Regions from separate parts of the Homo sapiens genome. Here region 2 is linked to region 1. The links are chromatin loops, found by intact Hi-C in ENCODE. Cell type or tissue: mammary epithelial cell. All regions are shown on one strand. Links, peaks and the distances in the headings refer to the core of each region. The heading gives the core; the rest is flanking DNA.

The links. Peaks named below come from ENCODE experiments on the same cell type or tissue, not always from the same donor. Only the 100,000 strongest peaks of a DNase experiment are listed, where the experiment ranks them.
Region 2: a loop joins it to region 1, with 2.5 times the contacts of the local background. A loop is called at or near these places in 16 of 110 quality-filtered maps.

The regions. Positions count from the first base shown.
Region 1 is chr17:30,100,085-30,108,413 of GRCh38, reverse strand. It overlaps EFCAB5 (EF-hand calcium binding domain 5), which reads right to left. Exons shown (of 23, transcript NM_198529.4): 23 at 1-580. The coding sequence ends at 390. Among named protein-coding and RNA genes, the nearest start is that of NSRP1, 13 kb to the left of the region's middle. RefSeq lists silencers at 3,269-3,370, 3,718-3,817. In mammary epithelial cell, for the core only: a CTCF peak has its summit at 3,736 (motif pointing left); a DNase peak (open chromatin) is centred at 3,683; H3K4me3 peaks cover 340 bases; H3K27me3 peaks cover 337 bases.
Region 2 is chr17:30,233,506-30,241,834 of GRCh38, reverse strand. SLC6A4 (solute carrier family 6 member 4) reads left to right here and starts at 6,138. Exons shown (of 15, transcript NM_001045.6): 1 at 6,138-6,222. It overlaps LOC105371720 (a long non-coding RNA gene), which reads right to left and starts at 4,337. Exons shown (of 3, transcript XR_007065698.1): 1 at 4,064-4,337; 2 at 3,035-3,515. RefSeq lists an enhancer at 2,606-3,506, cis regulatory regions at 4,502-4,544, 4,328-4,569, 4,672-4,691, 4,560-4,730, 4,958-4,997 and 2 more, a silencer at 5,722-5,904 and promoters at 5,405-6,159, 4,314-6,159, 4,340-6,164, 6,060-6,354, 4,570-6,354 and 1 more. In mammary epithelial cell, for the core only: a CTCF peak has its summit at 4,794; no DNase peak of the experiment used is centred there; H3K4me3 peaks cover 1,107 bases; H3K27me3 peaks cover 2,393 bases.

The DNA.
Region 1 (8,329 bases), core at 227-8,226:
GTTTATCTTTATTATTTCGTATTCTATTTGGTATTCTTGTTTTCTAAATCCTCAGCTGTTACTTTGAACCTTATAAGAATGAAAAATAACTACCCAATCAACCATAACAGTTCCACAGCAGATACAAAGCTCAAACTGAAAGGAAGCTTTCAAATATATTCTATAACATACTTAAATACACTTGGCTATGGCTACCTTAGCTGGGTATTTTTTGGCTAAATTTCTTCTTAGGTAGCACTTTTGGGTTTAGAAAGTGCTGAGATAAATATTAGCAGCAGAAGACATTTATAGGTACCCCTTTCCAATGGAAAATATTTTATAGTTAACAAACAAAACTGATAACAAACAAAGGATCCTAAATACAGTATCAATTCCATTATCATCCATTATCACTTCTCTTGCAAACCTTCCCCTGGCATTTTTGCATACATATAATTGTCAGTCTTGGAGGGCAACGGAGGTGTAATACCACTATTTAGTTGTTTGGTTATCTTCATGAGAGCTGAACAGATGTGTATCCAGTGGTATAGATGTTCAATGACAACATTACCAAATTTCCATACTTCAGTTCGGGAATGATCTGCATCAGGAAAAAAAAAGAAAAGTAAGAGTGGAGAGTTTTGCACTTTACTATTAAAATTATAAGTTCTAATATTATGATTAAAGTTCATTAGATATGTTTTGAGTCAAAACCAAGCAGAATCTTGTGTAAATATGTAATTACAGGAATATGGATAAATTTTGGTATAGTCATACAATGGAATACTTAACAGCAGTTAACAAAGAATTAGAGTTATTTGTATTCATGAATAAATCTCAAAATATTCAATACAAAAAGTAAGTTATAGAATAATGTGTACTTTTGGGCACAATTAAACGGCTTTAAAACCTGCAAGATAGTATTATATTATTTATGGATTCATTAGCATATAGTAAAAATAAGAAATCATGCATGAAACCAATACCAAATTCATGATAGTATTATCTCTAGGGAAAGACGAGAAGACAGTGGGATCGAGGAAAGATAGAAATCCTCAACTGTTCCTATAATGTTTTCTTTAAAAAGTCTAACTCAAATATAGTGTTAAGGTTGGATATAGAATATAGCTTCATAATGACTATGCAGGTATTATTCTCTATACTTGCATGTTTGAAATATTTCCTAATTAAAAATTATTTAAAGCTATATAGTAACTGCACACCATTATATGTTTTAAGTTTTTTAAATTGAAAACTGTTAAACTGTCATTCATAAAAGTTGCTTTTTCCCAGGAGTCAATGACTAATATTCAAACAGAATGGTCCAATGGAAAGACTATATAGAGTTGAACAGATGAGGGTTCTGTCCAATGGAAAGACTATATAGAGTTGAACAGATCTTGGCTCTACACCAATGAGTTTTGTCACTTAACTGCTCTGAGCCTCAGTTTCTTCTTCCATAAAACAAAATTGTAAGAATTGTTTTTTTCTTTTGAGACAGGGTCTTGCCCTGTTGCCCAGGCTGGAGTGCAGTGGCACGATCATGGCTCACTGCAGCCTCAATCTCCCATGCTCAGGTGATCCTCCCACTTCAGCCTCCCAAGTAGCTGGGACCAGAGGCTGAGAAAATATATGTGAAGATCTGTCACAGAGTAGTTGCTCAAAAATATTAACTACCGGCTGGGCACAGTGACTCACACCTGTAATCCCAGCACATTGGGAGGCAGAGGCAAGTGGATCACTTGAGGTCAGGAGTTTGAGATCAGCCTGGCCAACATGGTGAAACCCCATCTCTACTAAAAATACAAAAATTAGCCAGGCGTGGTGGTGGGCACCTGTGATCCCAGCTACTTGGGAAGCTGAGGCAGGAGAATCGCTTGGACCTGGGAGGTGGAGGTTGCAGTGAACTGAGATTGTGCCACTGCACTCCAGCCTGGGTGGCAGAGTGAGACTCCATTTCAAAAAATAATAATAATAATAATTACCCCCTTTCTTTCAGATGCCTCTCATCCACAAGTCTATTTTATTCATTTCTGTTATTCCTAGTAACTAACTCAGTGCCTAACCCAATACATGTTTGCTGATTTGAGTAAACCATTTGGTTATAATTGAGTTCAAGCTTTATTATTTATTTATTTATAATTATAAATAAATAATTTATTCATTATCTTTAATAATAGAGACAGGGTCTTATGTTGCCCAGGCTAGTCTTGAACTTCTGGCCTCAAGCAATCCTCCCACCTCGGCCTCCTAAAGTGCTGGGATTACAGCCATGAGCCACTGCACCTGGCTTTTTTTTTAATTGAGTAAAAGCTTTTAAATATCAAGTCTTCTATCCAATAGCTTATTAACAGTAATGACAATGATCTATTAGAATTGCTAAGCAGAACATATTTTATTTTCTTGTCTTTTATCAACACAAAGGAACAAGATTCTCTGAATTAGGTTTAGCTGTCCTATGGTTTGGAAGGAACTATACAACAAAAGGTATAATATGGGATAGGAATGGCACGTAAAATGTGGAAAACATTCACAAGTCTCAATTTTTATTTGAAGCTGACTTTAAAGCGTGGATCCAATTAATTTTCTAAAATTCTCTGTTTTAACACACACGCACACACACACACCACCCTGGCATTGTCTTTTCTCATTCAATTATAAGTGTTCAATAAATGTTAAATTGAAACATTAAATTAAGGAATAATGAATTAGGTTTCTCAAATACTAAAATTCTTTCCAGATTATAGCTCAGTAACATTAGAGAGAATTATGAATAAAAACAAAACAGATGCTGGTCATGAGATCACATTCAAAATACCTGATTCATCTCATTTTATGAGCAATACTAGACCAATCGACATACATACTTAAAATATTGAAGGTGCATTTGTTATAATTCATCTCTCTTTCTGTTTTTTGTTTTGTTTTGTTTGTTTGTTTCGTTTTTTGAGATGGAGTCTCACTCTGTCGCCCAGGCTGGAGTGCAGTGGCACCTTGTGGGCTCACTGCAACCTCCGTCTCCTGGGTTCAAGCGATTTTCCTGCCTCAGCCTCCCAAGTAGCTGGGATTACAGACGCCCATCACCAGGCCTGGCTAATTTTTATATTTTTGGTAGAGACGGGGTTTCATCATGTTGGCCAGGCTGGTCTCGAACTCGTGACCTCAGATGATCCGGCCTCCCAAGGTGCTGGGATTACAGGCGTGAGCAACCGCGCTCGGCCAATTCATCTCTCTTTCTGTTAATTAGTTTCCTGGAAACCCTGCAAGGTAAATGATACAGGTTTCCAAAGATAATGTTTCAATGCTATGAAGCTAAATAAAATTCACCCTAGGACACTCCTAAAAGTCCTTATTTTCGGAGACAAAACAGCTCTGCTGCTCCCCTCAGCTTTTCTTCCGCCCTTCCCTAATGCCCATGAAGAGCTCTGTTCCTTTGACCCCTGCCACAGTGTTCTTATCTGAACATCCACGTGAGCAGACGCCCATCTGCAAGCCATTATTAAGCTAGTCGCCATCTCCATGGTGATTCAACGACACGGGGATGGTGAGCGAGGTCGCTGTCTTTCACAAGACCCTGTTGCTTATTTCCTGTGTTATTGTTACCGAGACAGAAGCTCCGAAAGTGTCTGGACGGTGGTTCCTGTTTCCCTGTCCTTTCCAGAGGTTGATGCGTTAACGACCGGCTCTAACGATTCCTCTAATGAGCCTCCAGCGCTCTGCTGGGTTCCCTATTAACGGTTGAGTGCTACTGCCCTCTTGTGGTAGATGCAGGCCGGATCTTTGCAGCTTGACCCACGACAGACCCCACTCACACAGACTTTGCAATTTTTTCAAGCAGATAAACGCTTCTTTTATAACCATAGAAATAACGCTTTTTTTTTTTGCTTTGCTTTGGAAAAGTGTATAGTAAATTATTTGAATATATCTAAGCTATAGAGAGTACTGGGTGACCTTTGAGTCTATCTATGGACATTAGTTCAGAAACATGATATTTTTGTAGGTTCTAGTTTAATCAAACTTTTAATTACATAGTGAATTCATTATGCTGGAAACACTGGGCTATAGTAGGATATTTCTGAATTAAAACTCCATTTATGGATCCCTGCTTTTAACACTGGATTAATAAAGTTAAATCTTTTGGGGATGATGGATAATTAGTATAGATGGGCAAAGCAAAAAGAAAGAAGTACTTAAGCTTCAAGTACAAAAGCTAAAATGTAACTGCTCCTTTCAACTAACAATCCAAGATCAGCCACATTTGTTGATGTTCCTCTCCTTCATTAGTTCTCTTAGTTTTAGTTCTCATTTCTATTGCTTCACATACCCCAAGTCACTCCTTAACATGACAGCCACACACAATAAACTGAAGGTCCTTGCAGCAATAGAAGGGTATGTGTATGCAAATTTCTTTTCTTTTCTTTTTTAGATGGAGTTTTGCTCTTGTTGTCCAGCCTGGAGTGCAATGGCGTGATCTTGGCTCACTGCAACCTCCACCTCATGGGTTCAAGCCATTCTCCTGCCTCAGCCTCCTGAGTAGTTGGGACTACAGGCATGCACGCCTGGCTAATTCTTCTGTATTATTAGTAGAGATGGGGTTTCACCACGTTGGCCAGGCTGGTCTTGAACTCCTGACCTCAGGTGATCCACGTGCCTTGGCCTCCCAAAGTGCTGGGATTACAGGTGTGAGCCACTGCGCCCGGTCATATATGCAAATTTCAATCAATCTTTTTGTAGGCAGGAGAATTTACATTTGCCATGGCAATCAGGAATTTAATATGTCATTGTTAATTTAATATGGTCCCAAAGGCACTGTAGTGTACTGCCTCCCAGATTTATCAGGAAAAATATCAATGTTACACGGGGAGTTAAAAACACATTTTTCTCTAGTAATCGAAGTTTGAGGGGGAAGTTTGTTCTAGGATGAATGCTGAGTTCTTGCACGTATATCAGTTTCATTCCCATGGCAAGCATATTTCTGTACAGTGTCACAAGCATAATTTCTGTACAATATCACATAATTTCTATACAATATCACATGTAGTGGCTTTTTAAATGATGTAGCTATAAATCAAGTCATGTGTAAATTGAAATCAATGCAAATTATATTTACAAAATTCATAGTTTAATGTAGTGGCCTCCAAACTCTTTTGCTCATGTACCTCTATCAGTAACAAACATTGAGCATGTGCCCATATATATATATATTTATAATATATATATTTATAAATTATTTATTTTAAAACATTTTAAACAAAAAATAGAAATTAACAATGAGTTAAAACCATTATAAAGAAAAGTCCTTTGGCCGGATGCAGTGGCTCACGCATGTAATCTCAACACTTGGGAGGACAAGGCAGGTGGATTGCTTGAGTCCTGGAGTTCAAAACCAGCCTGGGCAACATGGTCTGTCTCTACAAAAAATACAAAAATTAGCTGGGCATGGTGGTGTGGGCCTCTAGTGTCAGCTACTAGGGAGGCTCAGGTGGGAGGAGGGAGAATCACCTGAGCCTGAGAGGGAGAGGTTGCAGTAAGCCAAGATTGTGCCACTGTACTTCGGCCTGGGTGACAGAGTGAGACCTTGTCTCCAAAAAAAGAAACAAAGAAAAAAAGAAAAGTCCTTAGTCCTTTGGTATTTTTCTTTCTTTCTTTCTGTCTTTCAATGTCTCAACAGAATCATCTTTGATATTTTTCTTGCGCCCCAGAGACAGTTTTTTAAAAAATCTTCTGGGGTGCTTCCACTTAACTTTGGAGACCACCAAGTTAAAATATGAAAGAAATTGAATGGATAATGCTTTTCTAGATGATTAACATGCATTCAATTTTGCTACGTCTGAAATTCCTACTAAGACTAATGTAAAGGAAAAGAAAGAAGAAAAGAAAAAGAAAAAGAAGACATAAGGGCCGGGTATGGTGGCTCATGCCTGTAATCCCAGCTACTCAGGAGGCTGAGGCAGGAGAATCACCTAAGCCCAGGAGTTCGAGGTTACAGTGAGCCATGATCACACCACTGCACTCCAGCCTGGGTGACAGAGACAGACCCTGCCTCTATAATTAATTAATTAATTAATAAAAGAAGACATAAAACCAATGATAGAAAGATCAGGAGAAAAGAAACACCAATATTTAATTCCTACTCCCATTGCCTCAAAGTCCCAACAACTTCTTCTCCCATCTTCACTCTGGCTGATGACTCTGCTTTCAGCTTCTCTGTAAGATTGACACAATCAGAAGGCAACTTCCATAGACTCCCACCAGCACACCTACCCACTCACTCTCATCTGCACCCATATTCTCCTTCCGTAGACTTCTACCAGCACACCTACCCACTCACTCTCATCTGCACCCATGTTCTCTGTCCTCTTGCTGTCTTAAGCCAATTCCTCCCTTGGTGTGGTAGATCCAGGGTAGTCAAATAATTCATTGTTCAAATTGGTACACTTGAGAGAGAAAGAGGATGCTAACTGGACAAGTCACCAGAACAACAAGCAAAAACTTGGGCTGTTCCAAGGTAAACATAGAACGTATGGTTACTCTAACAACAGCCCATCCTCTCTGACGTGCTTGAGGACATTGTTTCAGGAATTCTCTGTCTTCAACATTGTCAACTTCTTGCTTTCTACAGGATTTCCCATCAGAATGAAACCTGCTGTTATCTCTCCCATCTGAGAAACAAAACAAAACCTTGACCCCATTTCCTCCTCCGGTTACCACACCATTCTTTGCTCCCCTTTGTGGCAAAACATTCAGAATCGTCTCTACTCAGTCTTCCCACCTAGGAGACTTTCCTCTCTTTGCCAATCATCTATTCACCAACCAATCTCGATTTTATATCTCCAGCTTAGACCTTTCTCGAAAACTCCAGATTTATTTAACCATCTACATAGTCACATCTCTACTTCCATATCTAATAGATATCTCAAACTCAGCATGTCAAAATCTGAACACTTCATCTCCCCCGACCAAAGCCTGCTCCACCTACGTGTTCTCCATCTCAGCTGATGGTAACTCCATCCTTCCAAACCATGGAGTCAACCTTGGCTCCTCTGTTTCTTTCTCATTCCACACTCAAACTGTCAAGATATATTTTGGCTCTGCCTCTCAAATATATATAATATGACCACTTTTCACCATTTCCACCAGATTCCTGCAACAACTCCTCTAGTTGGTCTCTCTGCTTCTCTTCTTGACCTCCAAAGTGTCTTCTCATTACAGCAGCAGGGTGATCCTTTTAAAACATAGGTCATATCGTTCCTCTGCTTAAAACCTTGCAATGGCTCTAATTCACTGGGTGTTGTGGCTCATGCTTGTAATCCCACACTTTGGAGGACAAGGCAGGAGGATCACCATAAGCCATAAAATCAAGACATTATGATAGTCTTCAAGACCCTAATTGATTCAGTCCTCCATTACCTCCTGAACTCATCTCCTTACTTACCTCCCGTTCTCTGACCCTGCTGCTGACACAGTGGCCTCCTTGTTGCTATTTGAAAACACTGGTTGTTTCTGCCTTAGGGCCTTTGCTTTGGCTGTTTTCTCTGCCTGGAATACTCTTTTTCTTTTCTTAGGATAAAATAACATCAAGCAACACCTGGAATATTCCTTGTACATTCATATGGCTGATTCCCTCACTTCCTTCACATCTTTGCTTAAATCTCACCTTTTTTTTTTTGAACGGAGTCTCACTCTGTCGCCTAGGTTGGAGCACAGTGGTGCGATCTTGGCTCACTGCAACCTCCGCCTCCTGGGTTGCAACAATTCACCTGCCTCAGCCTCCTGAGTAGCTGGGATTACAGGTGCCTGCCACCATGCCCAGCTAATTTTTGTATTTTTAGTAGAGATGGGGTTTCACATGTTAGCCAGGCTGGTCTTGAACTCCTGACCTCAGGTGATCCACCCACCTCAGCCTCTCAGAGTGCTGGGATTACAGGCGTGAGCCACCACGCCCGGCCTAAATCTCACCTTCTTGATAAGGCCTACCTGACTATTTAAATTTGCAGCCCGTGCCTCCTCCCTGCTTCCCACCTTTGCATCCACTGCCTTACTCGACTTTGCTTTTTCCCCCATAGCACTTATTTTCTACCATAGTGTATAATTTATTATGTTTATTGCTTATCCTCTGCTCTCCCCTTTAGAATGTAGGCTTCTTGAGGGCGGGGATCTTGTTCTATGTCATTCACTACTGTACCCTAGGAACCTAGAATAGGGCCTGCCACATGGATAGCACTGAGATAATTTTAGTTGAGTGAAAGACAGAACAACAAAATTTGAAAAATATAAAGCAGATGAAGAAGTGGTAGCAGACAGGAGAAAAGTGGAATCCTAAATCAGCAGTGGAGAAAGCCTAGAACCA
Region 2 (8,329 bases), core at 295-8,294, 130 kb before region 1:
ATGCTTTTCTGAAAAAGTTTCATAAAAATATCACCTGCACATGGCAAATATTTAAATAGTATAGCAGGGTAGACATTGACAAAGGGGGTTTCCCTCCATCCTAATGTCCTCTGCCTCCAAGGCACCTACTGTTCCCAGTCTCTTCTGTGTGCTTACAGATTTCAATACACATATCAGCCCCCATGCCTTGCCCTCAACAATTTGGAGTAACAACTGTTCTATGCATTTTTTTTCCTCCATTTACAATAAATCTTGAGAACTCCCCCAGATCAGCCCATAGAAAACTGCCTTACTCTTTCTACCTGCTGCATGGTACTCCATTGGTGGATATGCCACTGGGGCCCTGGTTTTATGGCACTAAGTCTGGTAAGACTCAGAGGCATTTTCCTAGCCCTTCATTGCTGGTGTGTACATTTATGGAGCCTGCTGTGCGCCCACACAGTGATAGGTGTTGAGGCATGGAGAGAGGCAGCACCCTGTCCCTTGGGAACCCAGAGCCTGGGAAATTCGGAGAGGGACCAAGGTGCTGCAACAGCTGTATGTGTACAGGGCGGTGGGGCCCTCCCTGGTTCTCTGTGCTTCTGGCGTCAACATCTCCACCAACGTGGAAGGGAAAAACAGCTGCCCTCTGGAGTGTGGCCCTGGCTGATGAAGTCAGGGAAGGGAATCCCCTAGGGAGGAAGTAGAAATCATAAACCCTTAAGGAAGGAGACCACCACTTCTCCTGCTGCCCTTCTCCTCCTCCCCTCCGACCCACCTAGTTTATAAGACAGAAGATAAGGAAAAAAGCAAAAAGTCAGAAAAAAAACAGAAGTAAGATAAATAGCCAGACGACCTTGGCGCCACCACCCGGCCCTGGTGGTTAAAAAATAATAATAGGCCGGGCGTGGTGGCTCACGCCTGTAATCCCAGCACTTTGGGAGGCCGAGGTGGGTGGATCACAAGGTCAGGAGATCGAGACCATCCTGGCTAACAAGGTGAAACCCATCTCTACTAAAAATACAAAAATTAGCCGGGCATGGTGGTGGGTGCCTGTAGTCCCAGCTACTCGGGAGGCTGAGGCAGGAGAATGGCATGAACCGAGGAGGAGCTTGCAGCAAGCCAAGATTGCGCCACTGCACTCCAGCCTGGGCAACAGAGCAAGACTCTGTCTCAAAATAAAATAAAATAAAATAATAATAATAATAATAATATCAACCCCTGACCTAAACTACTTGTGTTATCTGTAAATTCCAGGCATTGTATGAGGAAGCATTGCAAAAGTTTCTGTTCTGTTAGCTGATGCATGTAGCCCCCAGTCATGTTCCCCACGCTTGCTCGATCTATCACAACCCTTTCACGTGTACCCCTTAGAGTGGTAAGCCCTTAAAAGGGCCAGGAATTTCTTTTTCAGGGAGCTCAGTTCTTGAGACATGAGTCCGCTGATGCTCCCAGCCGAATAAAGCCACTTCCTTCTTCAACCTGGCATCTGAAGGGTTTTGTCTGAGGCTCGTCCTGCTACACCATGGCTCACAGAGATTGCAGATAGATCGTGGGGTAGTCACAGTATCTGTAAAGTCTGGGGTGTCACCTACACCCTGATTTCTCCTCACGTGTGAGTATCCTTCAAGCTGGGCCTTTCCACATCAGCCACTCCTGCCTTTTCCTCTCTTTTAGAAAAAATTATCTGTGAAGTCTGAATATACAATGAGTTAAGCAGGGTTAGCAACAGAAACTTAAATCGATGCTAATCTGACAAATACTTACTGATTTTAAACAATTATTACTGTGCCTCTCAATGGGGTTGTGGAAGCAGCAGGGGCCCATGGTGAAGACTGAGGGAATTAATTATGGGGCTTAGATAGAAAGTGCTATAAAAGTCTTAGTTATTGTTATTGGCATTAGCATTTGCCCAGCAAGTGCTTCTGGGGGTGTTTGGGGTGTTATCATAGAGTGAGTGGTGTGGTGAGGCTGCTGCCGTAATACCTGACTGAGAGATAATGGGAGTTCAAGTCAAGAGGATGGTGGGGCTGGGGAGAGGGAGGTGGGAGACCGGGTGATGGGGTGCTAGGAGGAGGGTTTAGCAAAGGCAGAAGGCTCTGGAGGAATGAGGGGAAGGAGCTGGGAAAAATGACCAATGACAAAATGAACCTACTTCCAAATGTTTCTGGCCTTTCTTAGGGCTGAACCTGATCTGTTCCTCCCCCAAACCCCCCGCACTCCCAAAAGGACCTTGTCTGGAGTTCCCTTTAGCTTGCTTCATCTGGATGGGGTGGGCCTGCTAGGGGCTCCCATGGAGACCTCCGTAGAGATGAGCCCAGGGTTCACAGTGGCAGCAAGTCCTGCCTTGGAGGTGCCACTGAACATGAATGTAGAGTCACCAGAACCATGCCAGGAAAAACTGGGGGTCCCAGGAAAAACCAGGGGTGTCGGGGAGGTGCTGGTGGGAATGGAGCAAGATGACACTCTAAGGACTGAATATTGTCAGCATTTTCCTGGGCCTGAGAAAAAGCCCACAAGGAGGGGTGGGCCTTCTTCTTTCGTTATTGTATAAACAGGGCAGAGACAGGACAGACAGATGGCACCAAGGGCTTCCGGAGGGAGAGCCTGGGATTCGCATGGTTCGGTCCTGGCTGGCTCCACAGGGGACTCACTGCTGGCCTTTGAGACTTCCAGGAAGTGGGTTTTCTTGGTGGTGTTTGGGGCAGGTGTAAATATTTATGTGCCCCTTTCCTCTTAAAGTGAAAGCTTGTATTTATTCTGAGCCCCAGAGCAGCTTCTAAGCCCCACTATTTCTGGGCTCAAGCAGGTGAACAAAGAAAAACTATTGCTGTGCGGTGATTGCCAGGCAGCCTCTTCCCAGCTGCCCAGGACCTGTCGCCCTTGACATCTCCCTGGCTGTCCCTATACACCACCAGCACCAAGCTTCGCAGGTGCCTGCTGGGTTTCTGGCTTGCATCTCTTCCCTGCGGCCACCAGCTGACGCCTGCATTCACATTCTAAGGAACCCGTCTGTCCCAACCACCACGACAACCCCCTTCCCCCCTACTCTTACCTGCAGCCCACGCAGGTCACAGCCATTAGATCCTTCCCCTGAAGCGCTGCTTCCCTCCTGCCGCACTCAGGGCTCCCTCCTGCCTTCCATGCCCAGGACAGGGCCTCCCGGCCTCTCCAGGTCTCTGGAGCAGAGAGGTTGTGCCTTCCTCATGCGGTCAGGCTCAGGCTGGGAAGGAGCGGCCCAGAGGCGGGGGGAGGCACGGGTGCGGGGCTGCCTCTTCCCCGGTAGTGGACGCTGAAGCCTGTCCACCTGAATTGGAGGCGGGGCGGGGCAGTCGACTGACCGCCAGGCAGGGGAGCAGGGCGCGGGCTCAGAGGGAGGGAGTGGGAGGCCGAGGAAGGACAAGGTGCTTGTGGCGATGAGTATCAGAAGGCAGAGCGGAGCTGCTCAAGAGAGGCTGGCTCTGTGGAGGTGAGGACCTGCAGGTGGGCCTGGCCTCTCTGTGGGATGGTACCCAGGGCAGGAGGAAGAGAAACACCTGTTTAGAGAGAGGGGGAGGGTCTGGGCCAGTTGTGTGCGGACTCTGCCATGGAGGCAGGGGGAACCAGGGCGGGGCCGTCTGTGTAATTCTAATGTCATTTGCTAATGGTGGTTGCCCGCAGCTGGGGAGCAAGAGGGGAGGAGATGGGACCACCCGGCCAGAGAGAGGAGGGGTCGAAGGCCCCCTTGGAGGAAGGGCCCAGCGCACAGGGCCTGCAAGGAGTTGGCCCCTTCCCCACCCACAGCTGGGCAGTGCCCACTGAGATCATCCTCCCTACTTCACAAACAGAGACACAAAGGCCAGACAGCTTGAGGTTAAGGAGCTCGGTCAAGCCCACACCACAGTACAGGGTGGGGGCCGGGATTTGACCCAGGTCCACAGGGTGCCCACTCTCTAGGCAGCACCTGCACAGAACAGGGCAGTGCCATAGGGAGGGGCTGCGCGCTGGGCAGGAATGCATCTTCGGCTAGAAAGAGTCTAGAAGGAAGATCAGAAGTGGCGAGACTGCACAATTAAGAAGTGCTAAGAAGTCACACTGGACAGACCTGGTCTTGGTAGCCAAGCGCTGAAGTCACCCCTGCAGCCGTCCTCCGCTTTGGCGCCTCTTCCCAGCGTCCCTGCCCCCCTCCTTTGGCCCTCCTGGAAAGGACACTTTGCGTTTTCTGTTGCCCTTGCCTATACAGCACAAACATGCTCATTTAAGAAGTGGAACGTGGGAGGCAGCAGACAACTGTGTTCATCTGAAAGGAGGAGGCCCCACTCCCGTGCAGGCGCTGCCCCTGGGGGTGAAATTCCCAAGCTTGTTGGGGATTCTCCCGCCTGGCGTTGCCGCTCTGAATGCCAGCACCTAACCCCTAATGTCCCTACTGCAGCCCTCCCAGCATCCCCCCTGCAACCTCCCAGCAACTCCCTGTACCCCTCCTAGGATCGCTCCTGCATCCCCCATTATCCCCCCCTTCACCCCTCGCGGCATCCCCCCTGCACCCCCAGCATCCCCCCTGCAGCCCCCCCAGCATCTCCCCTGCACCCCCAGCATCCCCCCTGCAGCCCTTCCAGCATCCCCCTGCACCTCTCCCAGGATCTCCCCTGCAACCCCCATTATCCCCCCTGCACCCCTCGCAGTATCCCCCCTGCACCCCCCAGCATCCCCCCATGCACCCCCGGCATCCCCCCTGCACCCCTCCAGCATTCTCCTTGCACCCTACCAGTATTCCCCCGCATCCCGGCCTCCAAGCCTCCCGCCCACCTTGCGGTCCCCGCCCTGGCGTCTAGGTGGCACCAGAATCCCGCGCGGACTCCACCCGCTGGGAGCTGCCCTCGCTTGCCCGTGGTTGTCCAGCTCAGTCCCTCTAGACGCTCAGCCCAACCGGCCGCACAGTTTTCAGGGGTCAGTTCCTCCAAGTACAAGGGGCGGTGGCTTCTCTGGAGCTGCAAACTTGTCACTGCTATTTCCTTTCGGTCTTCTACTTCCTATCGTTCCTGGCCTCCTCTTGGGGAGAGGTAGAGCCCTCTCCTTTCCGCCTCAGGGACAACCCAAAGCAAGTACTGCATGTGCCCTTTTTAAAGTTTTAAATAATTTTAGCAAAAAGGATATTAACATTAAATCAATTTTTAAACTTTTTGAAAAAATTATCAAAACTACATGCACATGGTTCAAAACAATAGGCTCCTGCTGGGCCCTTTCAGATAATTCAAATTGTCACCAGGTTGGAGTGCAGTGGTTCGATCACGGCTCACTGCAGCCTCGACCTCCCGGGCTCAGCTGATCCTCCACCTCAGCCTCCTGAGTAGCTGGGAACACAAGCGCGAGCAACCACGCCCGGCTAATTAAAAAAATTTTTTTTCTAGAGATGGGGTCTTGCTGTGTTGCCCAGGCTGGTCTTGAATTCCTGGGCTCAAGCAATCCTCCCGCCTCAGCCTCCCAAAGCACTGTGCTCCTTTTTGACGCAGCTTTGAACTGTAGCTGGTTAACAAAATGAGAACCAGTTCTTCATTCCTTCATTGTGGAAGTCTTTATTGTGAGACTCTGGGGACGGAGAGGAATTAGACAAGGGCCTCTAAGCTGAGCTCACATCCCAGCCGGTCAGTCAGATAAACGCATGGGTATCGAGTACTGCTAGGTCCCAGGAAGAAAGAGAGAGCAGCTTTCGGGATGGGGACGATGGGGAGGTGTCCGAGGTCAAGAGAAAGCGGCACGAGCAGACCCCTGTGTGCCGTCCTGTGGGCGCGGGGCGGCAGGGGAGGCGCACACCTGCTCCTTTGTGCAGCCTCCCCCCTCCCGCAAAGTTAAAGAGCAGGAAAGTCAGGATTCCTCGCTCGGCCCTGCCCTGCCGGCTGCTCCGCGCTCCGCTCCTCCCTGCGAGCGTGTGTGTGTGTCGGGGGTCCCTCCCCTCCTGGCTCTGGGGTCGGGCGCGCACCCCGCCCCGTAGCGCGGCCCCTCCCTGGCGAGCGCAACCCCATCCAGCGGGAGCGCGGAGCCGCGGCCGCGGGGAAGCATTAAGTTTATTCGCCTCAAAGTGACGCAAAAATTCTTCAAGAGCTCTTTGGCGGCGGCTATCTAGAGATCAGACCATGTGAGGGCCCGCGGGTACAAATACGGCCGCGCCGGCGCCCCTCCGCACAGCCAGCGCCGCCGGGTGCCTCGAGGGCGCGAGGCCAGCCCGCCTGCCCAGCCCGGGACCAGCCTCCCCGCGCAGCCTGGCAGGTGGGTCCGCTTTTCCTCTCCGCCTCGAACCCACGTTTCTTTCCAGACCTTCTTCCCCGCCTCGGGGAGGGGGATAGAACCGCTGCGCCCCACCGCCCTGCGAGGAGGCGAGGAGGTGCATGCGCCCCAGCGGTGGGCGCCGGATCCTGCCCCTGCGCCCTCCACGCTCAGCAAGAGCCAGAGCTGAAGCTGACCGGCCAGAGTGGGAGACGAGGAACGTGGAGTGCTCGAAGTGGGCGGGCGTAGGGGGCTCCTTTGTCTATTGTTGCAGGGGCTTTGCAACCTCTTGAGGACCCGTGAAAGACCCCTTAAAGAGGGTCTTGAGCAAAGTGCTGTCCTGCGCTTTGGGAAGAGTTGCTTGCTTTCGTTTCAACCCATGGTTTATGTTTGATCTTTACTTTGCTGTCATCGCGTGCAGGTGGCTTTATGCAAAGGGAGAGTTCTGGTTGACACAAATGCCCAGACAGCTAGAGAAATCTCTGAGTGGCGCCTAAGTGGGCCGAGTCTCCGTGCGCTTGGGTGGTTTCACTGTCAGAGCTGAGGCGCTCTCAGACACCTCACAGGCCATTCAGAATGTATGTGAAACTCCAACTCCAACGACTGTGCTACGTGGTTGAAGGATATAACCATCATTTGCTTGAAAATTGTGTACATTCAAACTTGTTCTTGAAAAAAAGCTCTCTGGAGCTCAAGAGTGGATTTGGGTCTTGGGCTAAGGAGCAGATTTTCTTCTGAACTGGGGCTTTTGCATATTGAATTGTTCCTTTTCCATTTGGGACTCTGAAGAATTTGAGAGGGGTAGAATTTCTGAATCAGACATTACAAAGACTTTGTGTATGTATTTTTACCATCAGTTTTGTCCAGAAAAGTGAACCTGGTCAATGGATTATTTATGAGCCTGCTAGCTAACTCTCATCATAGGAAGACGAGAGCAAATATTTAATGTGTTTTGCCTTCAGTTACATAGGAAAAATGTCTAAGAAGGTGACATTGGGACTTGTGTTTAATGAAACAGAGAACTGTGGGCAGCGTCAGTGTTGGGTTTTTAGGAGCGTAGGGAGCACACAGCTTTGACTCTTTGTCCCATTACTTGCTTCTGTGTGAAGCCACTGAGGCCCCAGGGTTCGGGTTTTCCTGCCACGCACTCTGGGGTGGCAGTGACCGTTCCAATATGGATGAGTGAGAAGCAGGTTCTTATGAGGTTTGTGCAAATTGAGCAAGCCACTTGGGGCATGGGTTTTTCCTCTTTTCTTTCTTTCTTTCTTTTTCCCACTAAAGAACAGATTGAAAGTGCTTCACAATTAATCAAAAGTCCCCTCAACACTCTGGTGATCCATCTAAGACCTCTCAGAGATATAACCACCAGCACAGATATTCAAACCCATTTTTTTCAATCTCCTTGTTTAAGAAATATATATATACTAGGAGTGGGATGGGGGAATAATGTTGATGTTTTAATGGAATCTGAAAGACCTCAGAAATTCCTCTCGGGGGATGTTTAGAGTCGTCTGAGCATTTTGATGAAACTTGGAGAGGCATGTTGAAGAGTTTCGCAAATAGGTGAGGTGCCTGAGGAATGGGGATGCTTGGCTGGAGGGGGGTTAGGAGCATGGATCAGTCTGTTTCTTACAGCAGGTGCTTGCTTCCCAAACACCCTGGATGTCCGCTGCCAAACAGAAACACAGGTAACTCCAGACATTAAGCCAATACGTGGCAGCTCCTTCTCCTTCCTAGTTGTGGAATGAATGGTATAATTGGAGAGAATATAGAAGGCAGGGCTTCCTGAAGAAGCTTAATTTTAATTTGGCTTCATGAATCAACAGGATATGGTCATGACTTGACTTTTTCTAAAGATGTCTGGACAGCCAGAGCAAAAATTATACAGTCACTTTTGGTTGTTGTTGAGAAGGTAACTCAGACCTTAGTTATTCCCAGTAACATATCAGCTCCTCGTGGTCCTCAGCTCTAAATGAGGGGCTGTGGAGAGGACTGCCTAACACGATGTCCGAGTCCCCTCCAACTCACTCTGCAACCATGACCCTAACCTCTCCACTTTAAGAAAACATGAGTTGAAATGATGGTGCAAAAATGCCGGAGGGCCGGTACT